7 separate regions of the Mus musculus genome follow, and all the other regions are linked to region 1. The links are chromatin loops, found by intact Hi-C in ENCODE. Cell type or tissue: left cerebral cortex. All regions are shown on one strand.

Region 1 (4,000 bases):
TGAAGGGGGCGGGGCAGGCCACAATTTAGGAGCCAGCCCCAAACAAGGAAAACACACCCCCGAATCATCACAGAACAAGCAGCTCCAGCCATTTAGAAACCAGATGTATTCAAGGATTCAGGCAACACTCACCAGGAGCTTCAGCATCTCCTTGGTGTCGGGATCCACCTCAATGATCTCCTGATCTAGGGCTGAGACCTGAGAGGGAAAGAATCAAGTTCAAATTATGAATGCGTGGGTTATCTTTCACCTCCTCTGCTCCCAACGCAACACATAACCTTAGCTGTCCTGGAAAGCACCATGTGGACCAGGCTGGCTTCGAGCTCAGACATCTGCCTCCCAAATGCTGAAACTAAAGCTGTGCACCACCACAGCCCACTTTATTCTTGTGTCAGAACCATCTAGTGTGCATTCAGAAAGCAGGGTTCACACTTGGATGTCAAGCTAACCACGTCGGGAGGCACTCTCACTGGGCTCCCATGTGAAAATGAATTTAGACCTCGCAGAGAAGCTCAAGGTCGGCTGATTACAGGCACCCTCGGCTGGGTGTGTTGGCCCACGCCTTTAATCCCAGCACTCAGAAGGCCGAGGTGGGTGGATCTCTCATCATTTTGAGGAAATAGATTAAGACTTCACTGACATCCAGCTGCGTTCCCACCTCAGGTGAGCCCCCAGGAAGAGGTGCAGAGGAAGACCCACAAATCTTACCTCAGGAACGTAGTTATCTCTCCTCTCTCTCTCTTCTTCCTGCAACTTGATAGAGATGCCTCTCACAGGCCCTCTCTGAATCCGCTTCATCAGATGCGTGACATAGCTACAAGCAATGCGAAACAGTGACCACCTCCCACCAGAACCGACTTTGTCTCTACATCAAGGTCGGTCTCACCATCGGAAAGACACACAGACACACACACAGCACTGTTCAGATGTCCACTCCTTACATCCTCACTCGCCGTCACCAGCCCTCCTCCGAATGTCATGTACCCCGACTGGTCTTATCCGTCGTACGGACACAACACTGCTATTTTTTTGCACAACACGGCCATAGTGGTAAAATGCGGGAAGCAGAGACCACAGCAGTAAGGTTTTGAGGCCGGAGCTCTGCCTTCAGCTACCGTAAGGAGCCCGAACTAAGACCACGTCGGCAAAACCCCACTGTGGCCAAGGCACACCTCCAGCCCTTCGGCGGGCCGTCTGGGGGGAGCGGAGGCACCGGCCCGGGCAGGCTCTCCGGCGGCCGCGGCCCCCACTCACCCGGCTATCTTGTTCCGAAGCTTCTTGCTGGGGATAATGGCGATCTCCTCGCACACGCGCTTGTTGGTGTGGAAGTCATTACCCAGACGCGTGTAGTACTTCTCGATGATGACCCGGGCAGCCTTCTTCACGGTCTTGGTGCGAACGCGGCCCTGAGGGTGGAGAGGGCAAAGTCACCGGGGAGCCCGCGCCTCCCGCGGAGGGGCCGCGGCGCGCACGACTTCATGCGGAAGCGCGCCAGGCCGCCGGTGACGGCGCCGGCCCCTCGCTGCGGACTTGAGGCCGCGACGAGCGGAGGATGGGCGAGGATTGAAAAGGACAGAGCCCTGGGAGCCAAACACCTACCATGTTGGCGGGTCTCGGTAAAAGAGGAAACAGGAAACACAAGAGAGGCCTATAAAGCGCGGCCAGAAAGCCGCTTCCGCCTGGCTCGCGAGAGTCCCACAGCGGCCCCTAGCGGAGTGGAGTGAGGCTGCCTGGCTGTGGGCGGGGCGAAAGTCTGCGCGTGCGCACGCCGGCAGCTCGGCCGTCTTGGTTTCCACTCCAAATAGTTCCGTGCTTCTCTTGGGCGTCCGGTGTGTTTTAATCTAGGAGTTACTTTGAGGTCCTGAGATGGAGCCTAAAGGAGGCCCGAGCTATGAAAGGCATAGTAGTAAACAGGGTCATCCCCGATTTCCACCCTACCCGCGCCTCTAGTCAGAGATTAGTAGGGTCTAGCCTAATTGGTGAGGTTCCTCTCATTTCCTGGTGTCACAGCAAACATCACCTAGAGTGGCTTTTCTTCTCATCCCAGCACAGTATTCCATTCGAGCTGCTCTTAAATGTCTGAGCACAATTACTTTTCTCAGCTAGGTTTGAGCTAAACAGGAAGGGCTAACCTCGAGTGCTTAAATCAGTGGCTGGCTCACAGAGAGGTCTCAAACACTTTTACCAACAAATTAGGATCTCAGTTAACTAGACTGTTCCCGATTAGTAGGGACACTATCTCCAACCTTCAGCTTCTTCCGGTTGTTCTGCCATAACCAAGCCCAAAGCAGGCTCTTACGCTACGACCCAGTGGCTTCATCTGTCCAGAGAGGGCCTTTCCTCCAGCTCTTTCCTGGGACAGGGTCCTGCGCTCAAACCTAAGGAGACCGTGCTGGCCACAGGGCATGTATCAAGGGGCCAAGGCTGTGCTTCATCCTTCAACTCATCTACGTCACTCTGGTTAGGTGAAGAGCTGAAAGTCCTTACTCTAAAAGTAGCTCATGGCGGGAGGAAAAAAGATGTCCTTGACCATGGACCCGGAAGAATACTGAAGAGACCAAAGGGTCTGTAATCCCTGGGGGTTGCATCGTACATTACCAGTGAATTCCCAATGAAGTGGAGGCCAGGCTCCAGATGCAAGACTAGACCTTACAGTCTTGCAGGAAGAGAACTCTTGGATTCTGAGGAGTAGTGAGTTTTTGCACCTTACAAGGATTTAAGTACCTAGGAGTCCCTCTCCCTCAGACTAGAGTTTCCCAAAGGACCAGTTCAGCATGCTGCCGTCTCCACTTGAAAAATCATCAGACCTGTCATGAAGCCATGGAGCCTGTTAGAAAAGCTAGTGTAAGGGCTGTGAAGAAACAAAGCACTGCAGCGTGTCCTGGTGCATACCTTAATCCCAGCACGTGGGATGAATGGTAGGCAGAATTCCTGAGCTTGAGGCCAGGCTGGCTTACATAAGGAGTTCCAGGACAAGGCCACAAAGAAAGACCCTGAATCAAAAAAGCAAAATAGTAACCACTCAGAAAGGAATTACATCAGCACAAGTGTGTCCAAGAGGAAGGAGGAACACGTCAGGGCTCACAGGAAAGCAGCCAGCAAATGGCTCCTGACATCTTGGGAGTTGTGCCTCTAGCATTCCTAGGGCTCCATGTGGAGGAGGCCTTGAGGGGCCAAGAAGTAAAATGTACAGGCAGGCCTCCTATTCTGATTGTAATCACCCAGGTACTAGACACTCCAGAGTGGCTGACCAGGATGTAACAAGTCCCATATAGGAGCAGGTCTCCGCATGTACCTCCCATCCCTCTGGGCTGGTATCCCATTAGTGAAAATCCATGAAAAGAGGACTGGTCTCTGGAATCTTCCCTGCTTGCTACCACACCCCACCACACACACACCCAGATACAGAGACAAAACTACAACTCTGCTGCAACGTGTTTATTATGTGCCAAAAAAATTACACCACAGCTTACTCCACACATCTGTAGGAGAGTGCAGTCTTGCCTGCATATACAACAATGAGGTAGAGACTTCACACACAGCTTCACAAAACCCACAGAGTAGCTGGGATATGCAACAATGCAACATCAGCTCAGCAGGAGGGAGGGGTTATGACACTGGCTCTTTGGCACACAGCTTCCCTAAGAGAGGCAAGTAATCGTTAAATTAAAAAGAAAAGTCAAGTTTTCAATTCCAGTAGCGTCTTTGTCAACTGTAACTGTTGATTCATACATTCGTCAAATAAAAGTTGTAAGGAAGGGTATTTGCCCCTCTAAGAGAAAGGGCTCCTGTGAGCCTTCACCTGCCCCCACCAAAAAGCAGCCCTTTTTTTTTTTTTTTTAATTTTTAAGCTCAGTTACAAAAGAAAAAGTCCTGTGACTGTGATTAAAAACTTCTATCAACCCTCCCCCAACATAAGTGCAACATAAGGTGCCACAAACCATTTAAAACTATATACAGCAGCTGCTCAGACTTTTCCTCCGGTCCAGTTTTAAATAAA
Region 2 (4,000 bases), 460 kb before region 1:
GACCAGTTTGAAGTCGTCTCTTGGGGGAGCTTAAGAACAGTGACCTGCTGTGGTGGGGACTGGAGGAACCTCAAACCCCTCCAAATACTGCTGCCCTGTAAGAGCTCAGACTCAGACCAGACTTTATTTTAAGACCCCATAGTTATTTGAACAGTGAGGGAGGATTGGCTGGTTATTGGCTCACATGTATGAGCTGCGTGAACCTACCCTCTGCCGCATTGTGCCACATGGGTAACTTGGGTTTTCTCAACCCTGAGTGAATAGTGAATTGCAAGGCAAACACAGCTTCAAGCTCCTTTTAGCAGCCTTCTGGAGCCGTTTCTCCAGAGATTGCCACACTGCATGGGCACCAGGCAGTTAGCAGGGCAGACAGCAGGGCCCTTGCCTCTGACCCTGTGATCTAATGGAATTCACAGGGTTGCAGTAGCAAGAGGCATCAGGATCCTTCCAGGCCCACACACTCCAGCAGATGCTGTGCTAAACCAATGATGCTAGTGGCTAAAACCAAAGAATTCTAAAGAGACGATACTACAGTTGCTTCCTTCAGAACAGTTCCAAATGGTCCTTCCCCAGGAGGTCCAGATCTGGCAGATAGCAGCATCAAGACAGGATCCAGACAGGAGGCTGTGGCTCTGGCATGAGACTTGCCAAAGCTTGAAGGGCAGAGCCTGCCTCTGAACTCACTCATCTTTCTGGCTTCTTGATGTGGAGGAGTGAAACACGCCCTGGGCCACCCGAGCTGTGCTGCACTTTGCTGCTCCTTTCAAATGAATTTGCTTATCCTACAGTCTGGATAGCGGAAGCTTGGTGTCCTCAAGCAGACTGACTGGAGAGTGTACAGCTTTAGATGTTCTGAGGGCTGGTCTCTGCAGGGAGCCAAGACTAGACTAGCCGGGCAGTGGTGGTGCACGCCTTTAATCCCAGCACTTGGGAGGCAGAGGCTGGCGGATTTCTGAGTTCGAGGCCAGCCTGGTCTACAGAGTGAGTTCCAGGACAGCACACAGTGTTCACTGCTGATCTATCTCTCCAATCCTTAAACATTTCTATGTTAAGATTTAAAAATTCATTCCTTTCCTCAGTCCTACTTCAAAAGAAACAGAAAGTCAAATACCATTCAGCAGTGAAGAGGATCTTTCCCTTCCCTTCCTACCCACGCTACTTTCTTTAAAAAATATTTTAAAAATATTTTTTAAAAAAGTGCACATGTGTTTTGCTTACAGGCTGTGCATGCCTTAGTGGACAAAGATGCCTGAAGAGAGTGTCAGGATCTTTGGAACTGGAGGTATTAAGCATGGTTGTGAACCACCATGTGGGTGCTGGCAATCGACCCCTCGTGCTCCTTAAGAGCAACAGTGCTGAACTATCTCTCCAGCCCCTGTTTCTTGAGCAGAGGTCCTGATTTATGCTAATCACAGGTCTACCACTCTCTCCTCTGCAGCAGGGAAGACCTGAGCACTGTGGCCCCTGAGTCCCACTGGATGAATTACCTTTTTTTTTTTTTTTCTTTTTAAAGATTTATTTACTATGTATAGAGCATTCTGCCTGCATGTATGTCTGCAGGCCAGAAGAGGGCACCAGATCTCATTATACGGAGCCACCATGTGGTTGCTGGGAATTGAACTCAGGACCTCTGGAAGAGCAGCCAGTGCTCTTAACCTCTGAGACATCTCTCCAGACCATAATTTATTATTATTATTATTATTATTTTCTGTGTGTAGCTCTGGCTGTCCTGAAACTCTCTCTATACTTGGCTGGCCTCTGCCTCCCAAGTACTGGAATTAAAGGTAAGGGCTACATCACATCTGTCAGGGAGAGTTACCAGCAGCTGGTTAAGGGCAGAGCCTGGTCTGGTATCAGTTGAGAACAGCCAAGGCCTTTTTTGCCTTATGGTTTCTATCATCAACTAAAAAATGCCTACAGGCTTGCCCACAGGCCAGTCTGGTGGGGGCATTTTCCTCAGTTGAAGTTCTCTCTTTCTAAACGACTGGCTTGTGTGTAACACTGGCATAGAAAAAGCCGCACAGCCTTGAATCGGGAGGAGTGCCAGGGCTGGGAGAATCAGAAGGGAGAAGGAACACACAAGGGCTGCAGAAACCAAGGGGTTCTGGGACATTTCAGTGAGCCTTATATCCAAGAAAAGCCCCACCTGCCATCAGAACTGCAGAGGGAACTGGGCTAGAGCGGGCTTGCTACAAGTTTTAGCACCATGGACCCGGGAACAGCATCACTACTGATTCAAAAGCCTGCAGCCCAACTGCTGCGAAGCCAGAAGCAAGCACCTTTGAGGCTAAGACCCTCCCGATGAGTCTTCCTGGGTGCTTGCTGACATCTTTGATGCTTTAGAGGTGCTAGGAAGCCTTCTCTGCCACAGGGGACTCCTAGGGAGCAGCACCAAAGGGTGAATGGTATGGAAACAAAGGGTCAGAGGAGACTTCAGGGACCCAGAGGCTGGGTCCCAACCTTTGGGTAGCGGAGAAGATCGGGGTAAGCTCTCCTCTCCAGAGTGCTTGGAACAGTAAGAGACACAGCCCCAAGGGCAGAATTAGGGACCCTGAGTTGCTAGTCAGGGGGATAGGTTCTGGGGAAATATTTACCTCCTATCCTGAAATACAGCGCAACCAAGCTCTCCACCAACTACAAGAGCAGGGTGGCTCACAAAGACTATTTATTCGAAGGGGTTTTCTTTACTCCATAGCAAAGGTGTCTTCTTGTCTGTTTCTGTTTGTTTGTTTGTTTGTTTGAGACAGGGTTTCTCTGTGTAACTCTGGCTGTCCTGGAATTCATTCTGTAGACCAGGCTGGCCTCAAACTCAGAAATCTGCCTGCCTCTGCCTCCCAAGTGTTGGGATTAAAGGCGTGCACCATCATGCCTTCTTGTCTCTTTCTAATAACAGCACGGACACAGAGCAGGAAGAGCCCTCGCAGATGAAACTTGTCTGTTGAAAACACCATTTTGTTGGGCTTTGTTGCTTGAGTATTCCAGAAGTTCTTTGAGTTTAAGAATTTAGGGCTGGGGAGATGGCTCAGTGGGTAAAACACTGGGCCACGGAGCCAGGTGTACACAGTGAGAAAAGAACAGAGAACGCCTGTCTCAGGTAAGGCAGAAGGTGAGGACTGCTACCTCGGTGCCCTCTGACCTCCTTATGTGCCCTATGACAAGGCAATTCACATGTGACTGCACGTGCGCGCGCGCACACACACACACACACACACACACACACACACACACACACACTTTCTAAAGAGCTGGGGAGATGGCTCAGAGGGAGGAGAGCTTCTGGCAAACATGTGGCCCTGAGTTTGCCCCCCAGGCACAGTGTGTGCATCTGTAATCCTTGCACCTTTGGCTTGGTGGGAGCAGATGGGAGAATCCCAGAAGCTCAAGGGCCAGGCGGCCTGAGTATACAGCAGTGAACCAGAAGAGAGCCTGCCTCAAACACAGTGGAAGACGGGGACCAGTACCCAAGGTGCCCTGTGCCCTCTGATCTCCACAGGCATGCTTCAGCCTGTGCACATATAAAACACACACACACATCATATAAATAAATGATAAATAATTGGGTTACAAAATGTCTTCATGCTACTTTGTATTTTGAGACAGGAACTTTACTCTGTAGCCCTGACTGGCCCAGCACTCAGTGTGTAGACCACACAGAGGTGTCCACCTGCTGGGATGGAGGGCTAGGCCACCAGGCCTGGCCTCTGAGAGCACTTTAGAAAGCTTCACACCTAACCTGCACACTCCTGGGACATGGTGCTCTACACATTGCTTAGCAGGGGCCGACAGCAGCACTGTCTATAGAGCATCTGGCTTCCTCGGAGACCTGGCTCTATTCAGTTTTCTCTTTCCAGTCCAGTACTTTCAATGGATGGCTATTTGCAGCCTTCGAGACTTCAGAACACCTGTCATTGGAGATCATTTTTTAAAAAAGATTTATTTATTTATTGTATGTATATAAGTACACTGTAGCTGTCTTCAGACACTCCAGAAGAGGGCGCCA
Region 3 (4,000 bases), 490 kb before region 1:
CCAGTTCCAGAGGATCCAATACCTCTGGCCTCTGTGGGCATCCAAATTCAAATGCAAATACCCACACAGAAACACATAATTAAAAATAAAATAAACCGTGATGGAGAGAGAGCTCAGCAGTTAAGAGCACTGACTGCTCTTCCAGAGGTCCTGAGTTCAAGTCCCAGCAACCACATGGTGGCTTACAACCATCTTTAATGGGATCTGATGCCCTCTTCTGGTGTGTCTGAAGACAGCTATAATGTACTTATAAATAAAATATATAAGTCTTTTCTTAAAAAATTAAAAAATAAAATGAACCTTAAAAAAAAAACCAAAACCCAGATGTGGGGCTGAAGAGATGGCTTGGTGGTTAAGAGCATTGGCTGCTCTTTCAGAGGACCCTGGTACAACCTCCCGCACCCACATGGTAGTTCACAACTTTTATAACTCCAGTCAGGAGATCCTACACCCTCAAACCAGTGCACATAAAATAAAATAAAATAAAATAAAATAAAATAAAATAAAAAATTTAAAGCCAAATATCATTTTAAGTCAGAAGAAATGAATTTATTTTGCTGTGTGTATGTTTGTGTGTGTGTGTGCGCGCGTGCGCGCGCGTGCGAGCCAGAGTTACAGGGAGTTGTAAGGCACCCATACGGGTGCTGGGATCTGAACTCGGATCCTTTGAATGAGCAGGAAGTGCTATTTACCAGTAAACTATCTCTCCAACATTCAAATTCTTTCATTTGATAGACTACGAGAAAGCAAACGACAAAATGAGAAAACAACAGTTCCTGGGTCAGCGAGATGGCTCAGTGGGTAAAGGTGCATTTTATCGTAGACCACGGAGGATATTGTTTATCACTTCTCCCTTAGATTTCCTACCTGAGTGTCCAGGTAGTTACTCTCTTGTTTTTATTTAGTATGGATCCCATGGAACCAGGCCCACAAACTGTTGTGAGCTGTAATGTAGGTGTTGGGGTCTTCTGCAAGAGCAGCAAGTGCTCTTAACTCTTACGCGCGCTCAACTGGCCAGGAAGAACGACGCTGCAACAGGATCCTTCTGCACACGTTTATTGGGAGAGCTTGATTGTAGAGGCGAAAAGACCCTGAGCCCAGAACTGGTGCTGCTTACATAGGCCTAGGAGAGGTGTGTCTCACATCTGATTGGTTAACTTGTCTTGGCAAAAGAACCTTCACTGCCTATGTATGTGTAGTGGCCAGCAGTAGCCAACTGCCACTCTGCAACTGCCACTCTGCAACTGCCACTCTGCAACGGCTTCCCACACTTAACCACTGAACCATCTCTCCAGCCCCCAAGTCAAGGGTTTTAACTAGAGCGAGTAAGGGAGTAAAAGTTTGTATGCTCTTTGGGAAGAGAGCAATCCGTACAGAGTAGGAATGGCTGTGTCGGGGACAGAAGTGGGTTTAGATTTATCCTTTATCTGTTATCCTCTCCCTGTCCCTCCATTAAGGCGGGCACTAAAACAAAGTGGCACACTTTTCTTGGAAGCTCATTTCACCCAGTCTTGGGGCTTAAGTGCCCTCAAAGCTGAAAAGTTCACTTGGTGAAGGGGTAGCAGGCACTCCATGCATACTCTTATCTAGAGATACCCTGAAGCCAGTTGAAGCTGAGCCAACTAGTAGACCACTACCATCTATTGCTGTTCTTTACATCCTGTTTTGGGGACCTTGAGATGACCCATCTGGAAGGACCACTATTGTCCTTTGTGTCCTGTTTTAGGGTGCCTGGGTGGTCATTCCCTCCCAGAGCTAACCTCTTGCCTAACTGTAGGGCAGGTTCCAAGGAGCCGACTATAGACTAGGACTTACAAAGCAGAAAGAGCGGGGCGGGGCTTTCGTGAAGACGCAAGAATACCACGTGTGAAAACAAAGGGGAGTGCAACCCCGGAGTGCAAATGCCTGTGCGTAGCTGCAAATTTCCAGGAGAGGTGCGAACTTGGGCCAAGAGGAACTTTGATTGCGCAGATTTCTTCTCTGCTTAGAGTCAGCTTTTGGCTCTCGAGGGCTCATTTGCCACTCAATTCTCAGCTGAAAAAGACTGATACATTCACCCAGCTTTCATTTTTTATAGATAAATACACGCGAGCTTTAGAGAATTGGCACTATCTGTCTCAGGTGAAAGCTTTGGGCAGTACTAGAAGACAGACAGCTAGTCCTGGGTCGTCCTCTGCCTCTGATCCGGAGGCATTACTTACGGCTATCAAACCCTCTGTTCGCTCAGGTACAAACCACCCCCCCCCCCGTCTCTGGGTAAACTACATTTCCCGCAATGCATCGGGTGGAACTTCCCTCCCAACGCCCATCTGGACGCAGTTTTCACCAATAGTGGAGCAGAATTTCAGGAACTGTTGTGGACAGCCAATGAGAGTGGCCATGGGCGGGCCTCTCCCGTCCATTGTTCTCTGTGCCCCTTGGGCTTGAGCTGAGGTGAATCCAGAGGGGCCGGGCCGGGCCGGGCCAGACCGTGGGGTGCTTTTGCGCTCAGAGAGATAGCGGGAACAGGACCTGGTCCCTGGAGAGGCGAGCGGGAGAGGCAGGTCAGGAGCCGCGCGCCCCGCGGGGAACAGCCAGAGAGACAGCGAGTAACGGGCCTGGAGCCAGCTCAGGGCAGTTTGGGGGAGGGGCGTCGGTGTCCGCGCCCGACGGGCTGGACGCGCAGCTCTGCGTCCTGGTTCTTCGGAGCCCTCGAGGCTCCGCTCACACCAGAGCGCTGGGTACGCGCAGCCTAGGAACGCAGGCTTTACACTGGGAAGGGATGCTCGACGACATCCCACCGAGCCGCCTCCTTGACCAGGTGGGGAAACTGAGGTTCTGAGGGGGCGTGTCGGAGCCAGGCTTAGCTAATAAGCTGTCTAGGTTCAGTGTTCCCGGGATGTCCAGGAAGAATTACGATGTATTTGTGTTTCACGTAGTCATTTTGGACAAATTGACATTGGGAGCTTCAGTTTTCTTTCTGTTGTTGCTGTTCTGTTTTAACTTTTGCTATTTTCATGGGGGAGGGCATGTTATCTGATTCTATGGTGTAATGATTTTTTAAAAATAAATATTCATTGCTTTCATAATACTTAAATAGTTTTTAATTCCACTGCTTTGAATATTTTGTAGAGCTACTACTCAGATCTAGGTGTGTGTCCCCCACACCCCCACCCCCCGCAATGATCCCCATGTGTGTTCATTTAAAAAGGAATTGGGCAGGCAGTAATCTCAGCACTCAGGAAGCAGGACAGGCAGGTCAGGAGTTCGAGGCCAGCGTGGGCTACATAATGAGATCTTGCTTCAGAAGCAAAAAAATAAACAGAAATGTCTGTACTGAACATGTAGGAGCGTTCTCGTTATTATTCCCAAACAGTACAGCATACCAACTGTTTACATATTATTTACACTTAAGTATATGTTGTCTAGAGATGATTGAAGGTATTTGGTACACCATTTTATATAGGGGCCTTGAGGAGTCCTGGATTCTGGGATCTGGGAGATTATCTGAGGGCAACCTCCTTTGAAATATAGCACTAATGACTTGTAGTGAAGCTGGGGGCACCTTGACATGCGATCCATTAGTAATCACTATGATGTTCCATATGATAAGGATGAGTGTTATCTATTCATTAAGTGGTCACTGAGGTTGAATGACTAACCTCTTTGTTAGGTCACAGTCTCTGAAGGGAGTCTGAACTGACTTAGGGTAGGATATGTCAGTTCTGTTTCTCTCAGCCCAGATCACTGCATCCCACTACTCTTCCTTTGGTCTTCTGAAAAGAGCAATGCTGTGTATGTGTGTGGTAGTTATTATTATTATTATTATTATTATTATTATTATTATTATTATTGGGTTGCTATATCCCCTTGTTGTCTTTAAATATCTACTAGGTGTTTCTACCCCACTTCAGACCATATTGTTCCCAGATAAAAGACACAGAAACCTGTAGATTCATAATAAGCTTAAAAGCATTAAAGTTGGGCTATTTTGTCTACCTCCCAAGGTATCACTTGCCAT
Region 4 (4,000 bases), 130 kb before region 1:
GTGAGAAATCAGTTTCAAAATGAGAGAGAAAGGAGTTGGGGGGGGGGGGGGGACGACGACGACAGAATCCAACTCAGGATCAGAGAGAGATTGGGGAAGGTACGGATCTGTCTTTGGTCTCTAGCTAGCCTCCTTTCCTCAGCCCCACCCTGCTATTGACATCAAGCTCAAGGATCCCTAAGACAAAGCAGGGCCGCTGTGAGCCAGTCCGCGAGGGGAGGGCCGGGGCTTCCTGGAGCTTCACTAGCAAGGTCACTGTGGAGTTGTCAAGGCCAGACTTTTGGTGGGCGGAGAGAAGAGCCTTAGACTTGTACGTGCATCTTGGCTAAAGGCAATTTCTCTAGGGATCCAGCTACCAGCTGAAAAAAAACAAAACAAAACAAAAAAAAACAAAACAAAAAATCTACCCTCTAAGACTGCTAGTTGAAAACACCACAGACTGGGTGGAATAACGGGTGTCAGTACAAAAACTTTTCCTGTTTTTCAAGACACCTTGGAGGAGCCAGTCATATTTTTATAGGACAGCGTGCTTTAACTTGACAAAGGAGCCGCGTGCCAAAGGCCAGAAAAGAGAACCAGTTTCTAAAGCTGCTCCAGCCTTATCCGCTCCGGAAGCCGCCCTGTATCCTCCTTTGGTGGCGAAGATCGATGCTCAAGGACGTTGCAGCTGCCACAGGGACCAAGCACCTGTGTCTGTCACAGCAGGGACTTCAGCCCGGAGCACATCTCCGGGTCTTAACAGTAGCCAGTCCGCGGGCAGGAGTCTCAGCCACTCAGGGTCGCACCCGGGTGCGTGTAGGAAAGGTGTGGACTGAGGAAAGGAAGCTACGTCCCGGTCCCGCCAGGGTCCCGGTGGACCTAGAGAGCAAAGAAGGGCGGGAAGGCCCTCGAAGTGGCTGGCTCTGGGTATCAGATGCACACCCAGGGGCGTCGCCCTCCAGTTTCAGCTACCGAGAGGTTAAGAGACTCATCTGGAGTCACACAGCTAGCTATCTGGTAGCACTTGGGGGGCTGCAGTTCTGATCCCTGCTGGACGGACGCACAACTCTTCATTTGGTTCGGATCCTTGGGACTGTCGAACCTGGAATCGTCCTTTGGTTAAGAGGACCGGCTTTCCCTAACCAACTTCGAAATATTGCAGTCCCACAGGTCTGAGTGCAACCAGAGGCGTGACGTGCCAGGTCTTGGAGCAAGGGCTATCCCTGGTAATAACGCCTGGGACCTGGAGTGTAGTTCCCCATGGACTTCGGAACGCTTCGGACTGAGGTCCTTCCAACTGGTCTCTTAACGGACGATAGCTCCAAATCTCAAACACAGTGACCTGACAGTGAACGAACTCGGTAGCCCCTGAAGCAGAATGGCTCTGTATCCTTCAGCAAGTCCTTTCCTTTCTCCGGACGGGCTGGCTAGGTGCCCCTGCGGTCGCGGCCGCGCATGCTCTTGGACGGGCGGTACAGGGAGCGGGCGGCGGGCGCCCCAGCTGCTTTGCATTGACGCCAGCAGCCGCTGGAGGTCACCGCTGGGGGCTGGGCGCGGCGAGTTGCCCGCAAGACGCGGTCCGGAGCACGGAGCGGGAGTCTCGGATGCTCAACTCCTGGCTCGCGCAGCCGCCTCGGCGCTTCTCGACGGCGCGGCCCGACCGGAGTCGAGGCGCTCGCTCCGTCAGCGAGCGGGTCCCCAGCTCGGAGTGCGGGCGCCGAGGGCTGGGCTCCCCTACGGTAGCCCGACTAGGGGCGCTCACCCAGCCGTCCGCCGGGCCGAGGAGAGGCACCGCCAGGCGAGCGAGCGCCCGTTTCCTCGAGAGTCAGACGAGGCGAGGGCGGCGGTGCAAACGCGGCGCGGGCTCGCGGCTCCCGGTGGCGAGAGCGCAAATCTCCACCCCCGACATTTCCCCGGAAGCGCGGCGGCTGCGGCGCGCGCGGCGATGTGAGGGAGACAGCGGCGGCTCCCGCCTCAGGAAGGGCATGTTCGGAGGGGCGTCCGCGGCGCGCCTCTCGCCCCAGCGCCCCCTCCCCACGGCCGCCGCGCCCGCAGCGCAATAAAAGGGGCGGCCGCGCTTCCTGACGCGAGACCCGCGCTTGCCGCCGCCGCCCACCCGCCTGCCCGCCCGCCCGCTCAGGCCGCGATGACACGGCGCCCGCGGCGGCCCCGAGGCGCCGGGCGGGCCGTTTGCTGACCGGATCGCGGCTGCCCGCCAGCGAGTCCGCGGTGCCGCCGCCGCCAGTATGGGCTGCGCCCCGAGCATCCACACTTCCGAAAACCGAACGTTTAGCCACAGCGACGGCGAGGACGAGGACGTGGACGTGGACGTCCCGGGCCCCGCGCCGAGATCTATTCAGCGATGGTCGACCGCGCCCGGGCTCGTGGAGCCTCAGCCTCGGGATAACGGCGCCTCGAAGGTGAGCCGCACTGGGAGGGCGGGGAAACAAACGCGGGGCACTGGGGGCCCTCTAGGCAGCCGCCCTGGCGTTGACCGACGCCAGCCGCCCGCGTTTGCGGGCTGTCGCGGACCGAGGCTTAACAGGGCTATGACGCGGCGCCGCGGGATCCGCCGTGTCCGTTCCTTCCCGGCCGGGGTCGGACGCGGCGAGTCAGTTTTCTCCCAGCGGGGTGGGTGGGGGACCCGGGATATCCCCGGCACGTTCCTGACATGGTAAACCAGAGTGCACTTTGCTCTGGCATTCCCAGAGTAGAAAGGCAAGGGTTGTCCGCACTGGGAAGGGTCTTAGATGCCACCAGTTCCCCCCCCCCCTCACCCCCTGCCTAGCTTATCCCAACCTCTGTCCTCTCATTGCACAAGCAGTTTCACTTTTCCACTTTTTTGGGGGCCATTGAAATGTAACCTGGAACATAGGTTTGGCTTCACTGCACGCTTTATCTGAAGTTCAGGTTTGTTAGCATACGTGTGGTATTTAAAGCCTGTGTAATTAGAAAATACTACTGGAGACGTGACCGTGACCCTCGAAGGATTCAGCAGGGCGAAGTTAATTTTGTATGGAGGCAGTCTGCCTGGGACTTGCAGGGTTTTCTGTTTTGTTGTTTGTTGCGTGGCTTCTCCAGCGCCTTTTGCCTCAGCTTTTATCAAAAGTTTCCAGGGCGAAGGTTTTCTGAAGGAAAGATAAAAGTTCACAGAGGCACCCGCAGCAGCTTCCCACTTACATTTGGGATTTTGGAGTGACATCTCAGGCGTTGTAAAACAAACTGGTATGCTGGGCTGCAGTGTTTGAACATAGACTCCTCTTTACTAGGAAGTTTTAAGTATTTTGCAATTTTTAAAAATTGCTTACTGGGTACTGCACACCCTCCCAGATTTGAACGATGTAGTTGACTTACTTAACTGTCTTAACTTTCTAGCAGTCATAGAAATAATCCTTTTTTGTTGGAAAGAGACGATGTTGTTCAGCTTTGCACACTGGAGTGCTTACCCTGCCCTACCAATTGCTCTAAGTGAAAATTCAACTGTGTTCTGATTATTCTCAGTTGAATTCTTTCTCCTGGGGTTTCTTTAAAGAAACCTGTGATGGCTAGAGTTTAGAAGGCTAGGCCAAACTGCTTTTAATGGCTTATATAACTAAGTCTTAACAGGCTTACAAACAAGCAAGACACTATAGATAAAGTTGAATGTGGGAACCTTAACAACTGTCACATTTCTTACCCAAATCTAACATTGTTTTCTTTTTCATTAGCCAATATTAAATTCCAAAGCCATCTTTCTTCAGTGAGACACCTTTCTTCTTACAGGCCTTTTTGTGGTGGCTTAGACTTCCTATTAGGCGTCCTGTAAACCTCTCCTGTGCAGCAGTCCACCTCTGCCATCCACAGGTCCTATCCCCGAGTACTGCTGTGCCCACAGATCTTTTCTTGTCAGGACGTAGACAGTGCGTCCAACCTCACAGTGTCCAACCTCATGGCAGGCACAGACTAGGTGCTAAAGATCTGTTGGCTTTATTTTATTTTATTTTATTTTATTTATTTATTTATTTATTTTTACTGTTTACTC
Region 5 (4,000 bases), 110 kb after region 1:
CACGCACGTGCGACCTCACCTGGCCCGGTCCACCCTCGGGGCTAGGGCTCCGGGAGCAATCGAACGTGTGAAGCCACGTGACTTCCCCGGGCTTGGAAAGAGCGCGGCCCGCACGAGGGGCCCGAGACCTCGGCTTTAAAGGAGCCATGTCAGCGCCGTCGTGGCGCGTCTCCCCCTGCGCCGCCCCAGCCTGAGGGGGTCTCCGCGGCTCGCTGCTGCGCCGCCCGCAGCGAGCCGCCAGCCCCTGCCTCCTGCGGGACGCCAAGGCGACTCTCGGGGAGAGAGAGAGAAGGAAAGAGAGAGACGGGAGCCGCGGGCACCGCCGGCCAGCCGGCCGGCCGCTCGAGCTCTCCCGTGCGACGGCTGCGGAAAAAGGAAGTGTTGGCGTCCGGGCGCCCGTCCGCGCGGCCGGCTCCTGTCTGGACGTATGTTCGAGGCCACCGAGAGTTGTGCAAGTGCAGCTCCGAGGCCCCGGCGGTCGCCCCCGAAGGGCCGCGGCGCCTTTAAGCCCAAAGGCCTGAGTCACGAGGAAGCTCCCTGCCCCTCCCCGCGCGCCCCACACCGCTCCACGAGGCCCACGACCGCGGGCATGTGACCGGCGCCCCGCCCGGGACGCTAACCCGGGCGGCGGTGAGGGGGCCCTGTGAAGTGGCGAGACTGCGCGCGGACCGTTAGCCGAGGCGGCCGGCGGGGACAGCAGCCCCGCCCGGCCCGGCCCCGCCCCGCCCCGGCGGCTCTTACCAGAGAGAAAGCCATGGGGTCCGGCGTGGCCCTAAGGGACTGGCGGGCGGGCGGGCGCGCGGGCCGGCGGGTCTGTGCGGCGCGGGACGCGCACACACGTGGGCACTATTTTTGCAGCGAGCAGCGCACGACTCCGCACCCCGGCGGCTTATAAAGCTCCGCGGCGCTGGCCTGACGAGGAGCACCTGTGTCGGCCCCGCCCGGCCTCGTCCCCGCCCCCGCCCCCTGCGCTCCTTCCTGCCGTCCAGACCCGCGCTCCGCCGCCCACCCTGGGCCTGGGGGTCCGAACGGGGGGTGGGGGTTAGTTCTGAGGCTCGAGCCAAGACAGACCACCACTGCCTCCCCGGAGCCCGAGGGGGCTCAGGCCTGAGCAAGTCCCTCGCCCGGTGACCCTGACCATTTCACTCTCCCGCGGGCCTCAGTTTCCCTACAGATTTACAAGACCCTGGGATGCCCCGCTGCGCCGGTGACGTGCGCCCCCCCCCCAAAAAAACGTATAACCACGCCTCTCCTTTGCTAGTGACCTCTCGGGTGGAAGCCCCGGTGGCACCGAACCCAGCCCCTCCACCCATCCCCACCTGCAGCAGACACGCCCTCACTTCAGACCGACTGCCACTGCATCTGGAGCGAGCTGGAACCCGGAGCGCAGGCGTCAGGGGATTCGGGAAAGTTCCGAAAACAGCAGTGATCCTCTTCGGATTGCAGTTCCCCAGGGAAACCGCTCCCGACGCTCCCTCCAGAATGACAGGACGCTTTACTGACAAAATTCGGGGCAAGAGATCAGGGTGAGCGAAGCTGTTGTTCCGAGAGGCGTCATGGGCCAGCTAGGGCTGGACCAGACCGGAAGCCCAAGCGAGCGCAGAGGCGGAGATGGCATTCCGGGCTGCAGACCAGGGAAGGCGGAGAGGGAGGAATGCACTGAGAGGCTCAATCTGACTAAGACCAGCTAATGCGTGTTGGTGCCACAGGAGGGAAGCCCGAGCCCAGTTTCTGAAGGGCTTTTATTCTGCAGCTAGCTGGAAACTAGAGGAAAGGTGAACAAGCTTGGAAGTTGCCAGGTCTCTTTTAAGGTGTTGCTGGAGAGTTGGAGGTGGGAAATAAGCCACTAGGTTGGTTAAGAAAGAGAACAGAGCTTATTGAACATTTCTAAGTGTTTTATATGTTATACTTTTTATTCAGCGCGTATTATACTCAAGGTTCCTCCTGACAGGTGAAGAAGCTGTTACCAACTTGCTGGCAGGTTTGTGAGGCAGGAACGTATAAGCTTCTGCCCAGGGTATTAAGAAAGGAAGCCTACGGTCCTAGCCTAGTGTGTTTGGAGAAGGTGGGGAAGAGGACAGATGCTGGAGTTAAAGTGCAGAGGGAGCTGAATGACAGCTGGCTAGTCTCCATTCTGTGGTCGTTCCCAAGGGTTACTGAAGTCCTAAGCAGAAAGGGTGGTTACAGTATGGAGAACCCATCCCCTTAGGAGCAGCCCAACCCCCATCTTGGCAGCATAGGCCTGATAAATCAAACCTAGTATTTCTTGCTTCTCTTCTCTTCCTATTCTGAGAGGTGCCACACTTAGATGCCTACAACATGGGAACTGTAAGTGAGGGTGTATGAGATGCTCTGAAGACCCAAGGCATATCTGGAAAGACCGATGGCATCTATGACTAAGACATCCATGGTGGCTTAGGCCCATAACTGCAATACTATCACAGATGAGGCAGAAGGAGGGGTGCCTTGCATCCGAAGGCAGTTAGGAACTACAGTCTGAAGGAAGTCTACCTCAAGGAAATAAATTAATTAATTAACTAATTAATTAAATGGAAGGAATAGGTTAGCCGATAGGCATCAGAAACCTCTAAAATATCTCATCTTAAGGTCGCCATGTACCTTAGTAGCTGCCAATTTGTGATCCTTCACATCCAGTCCTCCCTGACCCAAAGTTAAACAAGATAAGAATCTAAGACTTGAAATGGCACCTGAGGGCCTATGGGAATGGATACCTGAAAAAATATAAAGTTTCAAGCTCCCAGCCTATAAGAAAGTAACTTTGAACACAGATTTCTGCTGCTAAATCACCGTCCCTAAACCTAGCCAAAGGCAGGAGGAGTGGAGTATTTTCTGGGCATTCAAGCGTGTACTTCTCACACTTCTAAATGCTTTGCTTGTTAACTCATAGGTAAAGAGGCTGCTGTTCAAAGAAGGAACATGCTTGGCTTCAGCTGTTTGGGAGACTGAGGCAGGAGGGAGGATTGCAAATTTAAAGCCAGCCTGTGAGGACAACTTAGTAAGCCTGTGTGCCCCTACCCTACATTCCCTCACCACACCCCCAGACTCAAGAGTAGAGTTGGGAATATAATCAATAGGTGTGCTTGTCTAGTACATACAAGACTCCAGGGTCAACCCCCAGTATACTACAAAAGAAGGCAATTAAGTGACTTCCTCAAGGACCCCTTGCCAACAGGGGCAAATGGAGAACTCAGACCTGTCGTTTTCTGTTTTCATAGTCTGATGAGAGTAAAACCTTTGGCATCTCCAGCTTCCTTTCATATTTTACATCTATTATTTATTTGTGTGATATGGATACAAGTGGAGGTCAGAAGACACTCGCAGCTCTCTCCTTCTACTCTGTGGGTCATGGGGCTTGAGCTCAGGTCATCAAGCTTGGTAGCAAATGTCTTTACCTGGTGAACCATCTTGCCCTGCCTCACCCCACCCATTTTTTGAACTGACTGAGTCCTTGATCCTCCTACCGGGTGTATGTGTGTGGTATACATGTCTATATGTGCAAGTGCATGCACATACACACACAGAGTAATGAATTTTTTAAAGTCCAGAGGATCAGCCTCACTTTTATCATATATAAATGTAAAATTGAAATAGGTTAAATATATAAATGTGAAAAGTTGTTTTTGGAATTTTAAAGAAGAATATAGGAGAACATCTTTTTTAATTTGTTAAAGTCTAGACTCACAACCAAAAATATTTTAATTTGTTGTTTTGGTTTTTTGAGGCAGGGTCTCACCATGTAGCCCAGGATAGTCTTGAACTGAGACTCTCTTGCATTTACCTCCTAAGGTAAAACTCATAGGGTTATAAGTCTATGCTATGTGGCCTAGAAGGAGACATTTTTATTGCCTCAGCCCATAGACAAATTCTTCAAATTATAAACAATAATAAAAAATGAAAATGATAAATTTGATCACACTATAGTTTAAAGCTTTATGAAAAATATTTAAAGCTGGAAATAATATCAAGGTCTTCAAAGATC
Region 6 (4,000 bases), 230 kb after region 1:
CCCTGGCTGTCCTGGAACTCACTTTGTAGACCAGGCTAGCCTCGAACTCAGAAATCCACCTGCCTCTGCCTCCCGAGTGCTGGAATTAAAGGCGTGCACCACCATGCCCGGCTCTTTATCATATCTTTATGTAGGCCTCACGACTACTTTTCTTTAATGTGGTCATGCCCATGATATATTTATACATGGAAAAAACATAAAATATCATTTCATCCTACATGTATGTCTTCCTACATGCATGAGCACATACAAGTGTGTACACACACACACACACACAAGCGCACACACACACACACACACACACACACAAGTACACACACAAGCACACACATACACACAAGCACACACACACAAGTACACACACACAAGCACACACACAAAGCACACACACACAAGCACACACACACACAAGCACACACACACACAAGCACACACACACAAGCACACACACAAGCACACACACAAGCACACATACACAAGCACACACACTGTATTAACATCAAGGTTCTTTAGATGGAATAAACTAACAGGATGCTTACACAATGGAGAGATTGATTTTGAAGAATTAGCTCATAAGATTATGGAGGCTTCTGTGGTTAGCAAACTGAAGGCCTAGGATGGTGAAGGCCAACAGATCAAATACAAGGAGGACAAAGATTTCAGTTTTAATCTGAAGGAAGGACAAAGCTTGGCATCTGAGCCGAAAGGCTCCAATGGAGCCAGAATGGACAAAGATCCTCTCCTAGGAATAAAGTGCATTTAAAAAGGAGATATGCATATGCAGGCATTCTTTACCAAGGTGTGGTTTAGCTGCCCCTCATCTCAAGGTCCTTCCCAACAGGTCTTGTCATCTCCAGGAATAGTTACTTGCTCTGGAGGGCACAGCTTTTTAGCATAGATAATCACTTCTTCTGAGGACAGGTGTGACCTCTTCTTCAAGGTTCACCTTGCCTTAGATCATAAAGGTTTTTATGGCTGTCTGTTGTTCTCGGAATCTAAGGTGGCTGCAGGTTTAGAACTGGCATCTTTAGGGCTCATGTGAGGAAATGCAGCAGCACTTTCTATTGGCTTGTTATAATACCCCGGCGGCATGCTTTCAGTAGTGAGGCCATCCTGCTTAGCCTTGGTGCACATATATTGTAGACAAATTCCCTCTCTAGGTCTCAAATCCTTGCTGTCAGGATGATGCTTGGCATAGACTGGCTTGGAAAGCAGAAATATTTAGGCACTCCCCCTCTCCCCCATCTCAATATACCAACAACACAGCAGATACTCAGTAAGTTTACTATATTGACAAAAATAAATGTGTCTGCGATCTAGTTTTTGACACCCCAGAGCCCTCAGTAAGTAAATATTGAGTTCAAATAGAAGTTTGATCTTGCCAGTATGTTTGTTTCAGGAGCCACATACTTAATAGGATCCTGTTGAGGGAAATTCTCATTGTAATGTTGAGAACTAAGATAGGGGCTTGAGAGATGGCTCAGCAGCTAAGAATTACTATTTTTAGAGAGTGCATTAAGCTGTTAACAGCCCCATAGAGTATTCAGTTCTAGGGGACATGACGCCCTCTTCTGGCATCTGTACTAAGGTGTGATGTCGTCCTGCCCATGTATACATGGGCTTAAAAATAAAATCTTTGCCGAACATAGCGGCTGTATGCCTTTAATGTCAGCACTCAGGAGACAGAAGCAGGGTGGTCTCTTACGAGTTCAAGGCTAGCCTGGTTCACTTAGAGAGTTCAAGGTTCGCCGGTGTTGTAAAAGGGAGACTTTGTCCCGCCTCCCCGAAAAGACTTTCCATTGGCTTTCACTTAACCAACTCCAGACAGCCTCCCTCACACAGCCTATCAGAATGAGGGGGCGGGAGCTTCTGCGCCTCTGACTGACAGTAGCGGCTCCCGGAAAATGTCGTGGCCTGTCGCAGTCTAAGGGTGTGCGGCTGCCATGGACAGCGAGCAGCCCGACAGCCTGGATGGCTGGGTTCCGCTGCGTGAGGACCTCTTCCCGGAGCCCGAGCGCCATCAGCTGCGTTTCCTGGTGGCCTGGAACGCCGCGAAGGGCCAGTTCGCCGTCACCTGTCACGACCGCACGGCGCAGCGGCGGCGGCGCGAGCGGCGGGAGGCCGGCGACGGGGGATGTAGCTGGGCCGGGGTGCTGTCGCCCGCCGGGTTCCGCGGCGCGCACCGGCAGCTGGCGGCGCTGTGGCCGGCCCTGGAGCCCTGCTTCCCGCCGCTGCCGCCCGAGCTGGACGCGGCGAGCGGCGCGGGCTGGGGCCTGGGACGCGGGCTGTGGGCCCTCCTGTGGCCGCTCCTGTGGCCGGCGCCTGCGGACCCTGGCGACTCGGCGCTGCAGGAGCTGTGCCGGCAGCTGGAGCACTACCTGGGCCTGGCGGCCGAAGGATGCGGCGGCGCCACCGTGCGCGACGTGCTCTTCCCGGCCCCGGGTGACTCGGCAGACTGCGAGGGCCTGAGCGAGTTCCGCGAGAGGACGCTGCGCGCTCGCCTGGGCCAAACGGCCACCCGGCTGCACCAGGTATGAGGCCCCGGGCCGAGGGCGGGTCCGCGGGACACTCGTGATGCGCACCGGGCGTCGCTGGTGCACCTGCGCCTCTGTTGAGAGAGAGTGGGGACCTTGAAGTTGAAACACGGTGGTGGTGGTGTTTTGTGTTTTTTTGTTTTTGTTTTCTGCTAGGATTATCAGAGTTCGGCTCCGCGCCGCCTGGCTCTCTTGGTTTGTTGTTGTTGTTGTTGTTTTGGTTGTTTGTTTTTGTTTTTGAAACAGGGTCTCAATCTGTGGTCCAGGCTGGCTTTGAACTCAGGACATTCCTCTGCCTCAGCCTCTCCAGTCCTGGGGTTAGGTAAAAGTTTACTTGCAGTTCTGAGCCAGGCTCTGCGCTTCACCTTTTCCCTGTTCTGGGCAGAGCAGGATGTTGTAATGGGAAAGGCCAGAAATATGAAAGTAAAACTGAAAACAAGGCATGTCCGTCGGAATAAAAACATAAGCTAAGTGGAAGCAATTTGGGGTTCTCCGGAGAAGATGAGGGATGGCTAAAACTGTCTGAGGATGAATGACATTTAAAAGATAGTTTTATTATTTTTTCTTCAAGCAATAAGGATTTTTATTATTATCTTCAAGCAGATGGAAAGCCCTCGGGGAGTGAGGCTTTACTCATCTGCCTTTAATGGCAACAACAAGAAGGCTCTTTTGGACCAGATAATTTGAGACACACACATTCATTATTTGTGTGGTAAACTTAACAGACCCTAAAGAGTGGGGACTTTTCACTTCACTGGAAGATTTAGGGAGAATGTATAAGTTTTACCCAGCAACAATTTCACGAAGAGAGCCAAGTTTCAGAGCTTCATTCCACATTCTGGACACTCCTCGGACATTTCCTGTTTTTCCTTATTGAGCCACGGTTCCAGTGTGTTTTCTGTTGCTCTGCTAAACACTCTGACCAGAAGCGACTCTGGGCAGAAAGGGCCTATTTGGCTTACAGGTTACATTCCATCATCAAGGGAAGCCAGGATAGGTTCTGGAGCACAGATATGGACGAAGGCTGGTTACTGGCTGTATGGCTACCTTTCTTAGCCCGGGACCACCTGCCCCCAGGTACCCACATTTGCTAGCAAGCAAGAAAAGGCTAATCTGATGGAGGCAGGCTAATCTGATGGAGGCAGTTGCTCTTGTGCTTCCCCTTCCCAGGTGTCAAGTACACAACTGAAGCTAACCATGAGTCATCATTAATTAAGCAGTGGTTTTGCTGTGTTTCTTTTGAGGAAGGGGAGGTGTATTCAACCATATAGCAAAATCTTGATTGTTGTATATTATCTTAAGCTAAATCTAGAATGAGTCTTTTAAAACTAAAATGGCTTTTAGAAGGATTCTGTTTGTGGGATCTTTGTTTTGAGACAGGGTCTCATATAGCCCAGGCTGTCCTGGAACTCACCATGTAGCTCAGGATGCCCCCATACTCTGATGACTCTCCTGCTTCCACCTCT
Region 7 (4,000 bases), 180 kb after region 1:
AATTTGATTTCATTTCATCAGTGGAGAATAATGTCACAAATGATAGCAGAAAATATTAACTCCCCAGCCACTTCTTTTGAGGCATCAACAGCATAAATGTCACCTGGGGTCAGAGAGATGGTTTAATAAGTTAAGACACTTGCCACCTGCCATCTCACCGACCTGAGGGGCTCTACTTTCTCACACTTTGTTACTGGTAGATCACAAGCTTTAACAATTAACCTTTGAGCCCATGAACCTACAAACAATTAACCTTTGCTAAACCTTTTAATAGTTTAACACTATAATCTTTTTAGAAAGAGAATCAAATGAAAATTATATTTTTATTTCTTTCCTAATGATTCTGCCCTTTTTGTATCGCTCTGGGTAGAAAACCTACCATCCTGTTGAATATTAGAAGTGAAAATGGATTTTCACATGTTACTGTTCCCTGTGACAATAGCTATTAAGTTTCATGTTTACAGTAGGCTTCTGCTAAAAGCTTTTCATTAAATTACTATCTATTCTCATTTCGCTAAATAGAAACTGGATTTTTAAATGTTAACCTTTCAGATAATTGTGTAGTATTAAACTCCTAAATTATTAACACAATGAATTGCAGTGATAGGTTTTTAAACGTTAAACACTTCTGGGGAAACCTTTCTTTTTTTTAAGTCTATCTGGATAGACTACTCGGTAGGCTTAGTGATCTGTCAAGAGCTTTGTCTTTTGGTGAGTTTAACTCCGAGTTTTCTCTTGAGCTATCTTTGCTGGGTTTAGCTATTAAGACACTGGTGCTGGTAAATGATCTGAGCGCTTTCTTATGTTAAAATACAGTGTTCGTTGGGGTGGAGAGATGGCTCAGTGGTTAAGAGCACTGACTGCTCTGTAATGGGCTCTGATGCCCTCTTCTGGTGTGTCTGAAGACAGCTACCATGTACTCATACTCATATACAATAAATAAATAAATAAATAAATAAATAAATAAATAAATAAAATACAGCATCCATGACAGCAAATCAGGCAAGTAAAGTATGTGCAACTTGATGCCCTGTACCAGGCAAAGGAGCCAGTGTGTGCCTGTGCCCAGTGTGTGCCTATGCCCAGTGTGTGCCTATGCCCGTGTGTACCTATGCCAGGGTGAGAAAAGCACAGGCCAAGCCTAGAAAGTGAGTGTAATGGTCTCACTCTGTAGCCCTGGCTCTCTGTCCGTCCTTCCTTCCTTCCTCCTCCTTCTCCTTTCTGCTTCTCACTGTATAGCTCTGGCTGGCTTGGAACTCTCCACGTAGACCAGTCTGGTGTTGAACCCTGAAGGCTGGTATTAAAGTAGTGTGCTACCATGCCCAGAAAAGTTACATCTTAAATGAGTAAGAGAAATGAAGTAGATTTGGCTCAAGCTGATAAACAAGGTAACATTTTTGCTCCTGATTTTGTATATTAAATCCAAAAGCCTTGTATGTTTGGACTGCATGTAAGGTCCTTTCATTACACCTATGTTTCTTATTTTGTTCTTTTTGCTTCAAATTCTGACCTCAAACTCGCAGCATCCAAATGAACTCTGAACTCATTGTTCTAAACCTGCTTACTTTTAGTTTACTTTAGCATTTGGTTTGCACATTCCTGGAGAACTCTGGCAGCTTACTAGGGTGCTCAGTAATTGCCGCCCCTGAAATCTTAAGTCTTTTCTGCAGCCTCACAATGTGAACTGGAATAAGCTGGGCTTTTTAATCCAACAGGATGGATGTCCTTGTAAAACACAGCAATAAGCAGAAATAAGGAGAACAAAGTTTGACAACAGAGTAGGGCCATGCTGCCTCAAGTCAAAGCACACACAGGATTTTTAGCGATCACCAGAAACTAAGTAAGGCAAAGATATCATATTCAAAATGACAGAGGAAGCCTACCTCTACCAAGGCGCAAATGTCAAATGTCTTTTGTTTTAGTCTCTCAACATTTGAGGTCTATCCTCAGGAAATTTATCCAAAAGTGATTTTACTTATCTTCCTAGACCCATGATCAAGGCTAGGAAGCTCTTGGTCCTTTCCTGGATGAATATGCATGGGCTTGCAACCAGGGGGAGTCAAGAGAGCGACTGAGTAAAGGTTACTGAGGTGCAGTGCACGCTTTGCTCTCTATAAGCAGGGTGGCAAGAATGAAGAACACTGAGAAGCTTAACAGCCAGGGCTGGGTAGCACAAGAACGCAGAGGAGTGTCGCAGGGGCGGGACGGCGTACTTCAGTCCCCAGGATGCCGCCTGCCAGGGGAGCAGAGAATAGCATACTCAAAACAATGCGGCAGCTCTCCACACCCACCCAGGAGCTACAAGCCGGCCCCCGAGTCTCCCACGATCCAGACGCCACGCAGCTAGACGCTAAGCAGCAGAGGACTCGCTCTGAGCATGCGCACTGGGAAGAGCCAAGCCCAGCCGCGCCGCGCGGTGCCTGACGTGGAACTTCCTCCCTACGGCTAAGAAGCCGGAAGTGGACTCATTTTCCACCGGAAGGAGGGAGAAATTATGACCGAGAGCCTGACACCTGATGCTAGCGGCTTTTGTCTCGCCAAGTTGACCCAGTATTTGGCCACCTTGTGCGGCGGGTGACTATGGTGTCCAGGTAAGTGGCTGACGTGGCAGGCGTCCCAGGAATGGGAGAAGAGATGGGTAAGCTGCCCGGCTATCGATCTTCCTTCTCTGTGTTTGTTTTTTCTCCATCTTTTTCAAAGAGGGTTGCTAGCCCACGGAATGGTGGGTAGATATGGAAGGAGAAATACGCGGTCACACAGACTGAAGTTAAATTAAGCACACACACATACGTACGTACATACATGCACACATACAAACACATATTCACATGCACAGAGCTGTTGAATATTGGCTCTGTAAATCCAGGCATTCCGAATCGATGACTCTTGCCTGAGGGAGGAATCACCTGTTGCAGTAATTTTAGCGCCCGTGAGCACATGCACACGCAGTGGGTGATTTTTAAGTTTCTTGAATGTGTCAGCAAAGGCATTTAATGTTAGAAAAGGGCAGCAAGGAGGCGGTGGAAAGTTGCATGGTTTGTTGAGGACAGATTCTAAAATCCCATAGAATTCTTGTACAAAGGAGTTTTTATATTGCTTTCTGATGGTGTGCGTGGATGGGTAGGAGGTTGGAAAATTGAAGGAGTGAAGACAGTAGTGAGGTGCACTTAGATACTAGCCTGATGGCTTAGTAGTTAAGAGCATTTGTGGCACTTCCAGAGGCTCTGAGTTTGGTTCCCAGCACCTATATCAAATCACTTGTACCTCAGGACCCAAGGAGTCCAACACACTATTCTGGCCTCCTTGAGCACCACACACATATGTCATTCACTCACAAAGACACGAACATACATATATATAAAGCTTAGATAAGGTGTGAGTCCACCAAAGGAAAGTCATTCGTCAGCCATCAACATGTTTGACCCTGTAGATCAGTGGGTCACAACCGTGGGTCACAACCCCTTTGGGATCAAATGACCCTTTCACCTAAGGGGTCACCTAAGACCACTGGAAATACAGACATTACATTACAATTCAAAACAGTAGCAAAATTACAGTTATGAAGTAGCAACAAAAATAATTGTATGTTGGGGTCACCACAACATGAGGGTATTAAAGTCACAGCATTGGGAAGGTTGAGAAGTGCTGCTCTCGATGGAGATGAGTTTGCCGTGTCTGCCGTTCCCGGTGTACTGTGTAGCAACAGAAGGCAAACATGGGAATCTTCCTTACCTATTGCCTGTTATTGCATAGAAAACCCTGGGGGTCTTAAGCAAGATCTGAGCTCCCCCTAGAAAGCTTGTAGCGGAATACTTATTTGTGCGCTCACTATGGCTTTGTGCTGGCAACCTGTAGAACTTTACCCTAGCCTCTTTATGGGAAATTCACTATAAAGAATTTGTAAGTTGCCTACAAGTCGAGGAGAGATGCTGTAAAGTTCACTGTAATCAGTCTCTCTCTGTCTGTCTGTCTGTCTGTCTGTCTGTTTGTAGGTAATATG

What was found. Hi-C counts contacts between places; a loop is a spot of excess contacts. Peaks named below come from ENCODE experiments on the same cell type or tissue, not always from the same donor. Only the 100,000 strongest peaks of a DNase experiment are listed, where the experiment ranks them.
Region 2: a loop joins it to region 1, with 2.3 times the contacts of the local background. A loop is called at or near these places in 4 of 42 quality-filtered maps.
Region 3: a loop joins it to region 1, with 2.2 times the contacts of the local background. A loop is called at or near these places in 7 of 42 quality-filtered maps.
Region 4: it touches region 1 in a loop (5-fold over the local background); 15 of 42 quality-filtered maps call a loop at or near these places.
Region 5: it touches region 1 in a loop (4-fold over the local background); 4 of 42 quality-filtered maps call a loop at or near these places.
Region 6: it touches region 1 in a loop (5-fold over the local background); 8 of 42 quality-filtered maps call a loop at or near these places.
Region 7: it touches region 1 in a loop (2.4-fold over the local background); 6 of 42 quality-filtered maps call a loop at or near these places.

What each region holds. Positions count from the first base shown.
Region 1 is chr7:81,343,603-81,347,602 of GRCm38, forward strand. It overlaps Rps17 (ribosomal protein S17), which reads right to left and starts at 1,632. Exons shown (of 5, transcript NM_009092.3): 1 at 1,600-1,632; 2 at 1,255-1,406; 3 at 709-814; 4 at 133-198. The coding sequence starts at 1,602. Cpeb1 (cytoplasmic polyadenylation element binding protein 1) reads right to left here. Exons shown (of 12, transcript NM_007755.5): 12 at 3,424-4,000. In left cerebral cortex, a CTCF peak has its summit at 1,711; DNase peaks (open chromatin) are centred at 374, 1,056 and 1,715; H3K4me3 peaks cover 2,218 bases; H3K27ac peaks cover 1,439 bases.
Region 2 is chr7:80,884,327-80,888,326 of GRCm38, forward strand. No RefSeq gene overlaps it. Among named protein-coding and RNA genes, the nearest start is that of Gm32112, 7.1 kb to the right of the region's middle. In left cerebral cortex, CTCF peaks have their summits at 1,565 (motif pointing right) and 3,979 (motif pointing right); DNase peaks (open chromatin) are centred at 691 and 1,586.
Region 3 is chr7:80,858,535-80,862,534 of GRCm38, forward strand. Zscan2 (zinc finger and SCAN domain containing 2) reads left to right here and starts at 2,397. Exons shown (of 3, transcript NM_001382511.1): 1 at 2,397-2,543. In left cerebral cortex, no CTCF peak of the experiment used is centred here; DNase peaks (open chromatin) are centred at 1,854 and 2,356; H3K4me3 peaks cover 1,579 bases; H3K27ac peaks cover 885 bases.
Region 4 is chr7:81,211,690-81,215,689 of GRCm38, forward strand. Pde8a (phosphodiesterase 8A) reads left to right here and starts at 1,576. Exons shown (of 22, transcript NM_008803.3): 1 at 1,576-2,399. The coding sequence starts at 2,226. In left cerebral cortex, a CTCF peak has its summit at 1,504; DNase peaks (open chromatin) are centred at 778, 1,496 and 1,842; H3K4me3 peaks cover 2,659 bases; H3K27ac peaks cover 2,394 bases.
Region 5 is chr7:81,453,893-81,457,892 of GRCm38, forward strand. It overlaps Cpeb1 (cytoplasmic polyadenylation element binding protein 1), which reads right to left and starts at 866. Exons shown (of 12, transcript NM_007755.5): 1 at 742-866. The coding sequence starts at 756. In left cerebral cortex, a CTCF peak has its summit at 1,709 (motif pointing right); DNase peaks (open chromatin) are centred at 22, 619, 1,635 and 2,260; H3K4me3 peaks cover 1,992 bases; H3K27ac peaks cover 1,550 bases.
Region 6 is chr7:81,569,379-81,573,378 of GRCm38, forward strand. Whamm (WAS protein homolog associated with actin, golgi membranes and microtubules) reads left to right here and starts at 1,914. Exons shown (of 10, transcript NM_001004185.3): 1 at 1,914-2,531. The coding sequence starts at 1,944. In left cerebral cortex, CTCF peaks have their summits at 1,600 (motif pointing left) and 2,352; DNase peaks (open chromatin) are centred at 1,859 and 2,397; H3K4me3 peaks cover 2,246 bases; H3K27ac peaks cover 1,114 bases.
Region 7 is chr7:81,521,086-81,525,085 of GRCm38, forward strand. 2900076A07Rik (RIKEN cDNA 2900076A07 gene) reads left to right here and starts at 2,465. Exons shown (of 4, transcript NR_160675.1): 1 at 2,465-2,591. In left cerebral cortex, CTCF peaks have their summits at 898 (motif pointing left), 2,102 and 2,301; a DNase peak (open chromatin) is centred at 2,373; H3K4me3 peaks cover 1,580 bases; H3K27ac peaks cover 942 bases.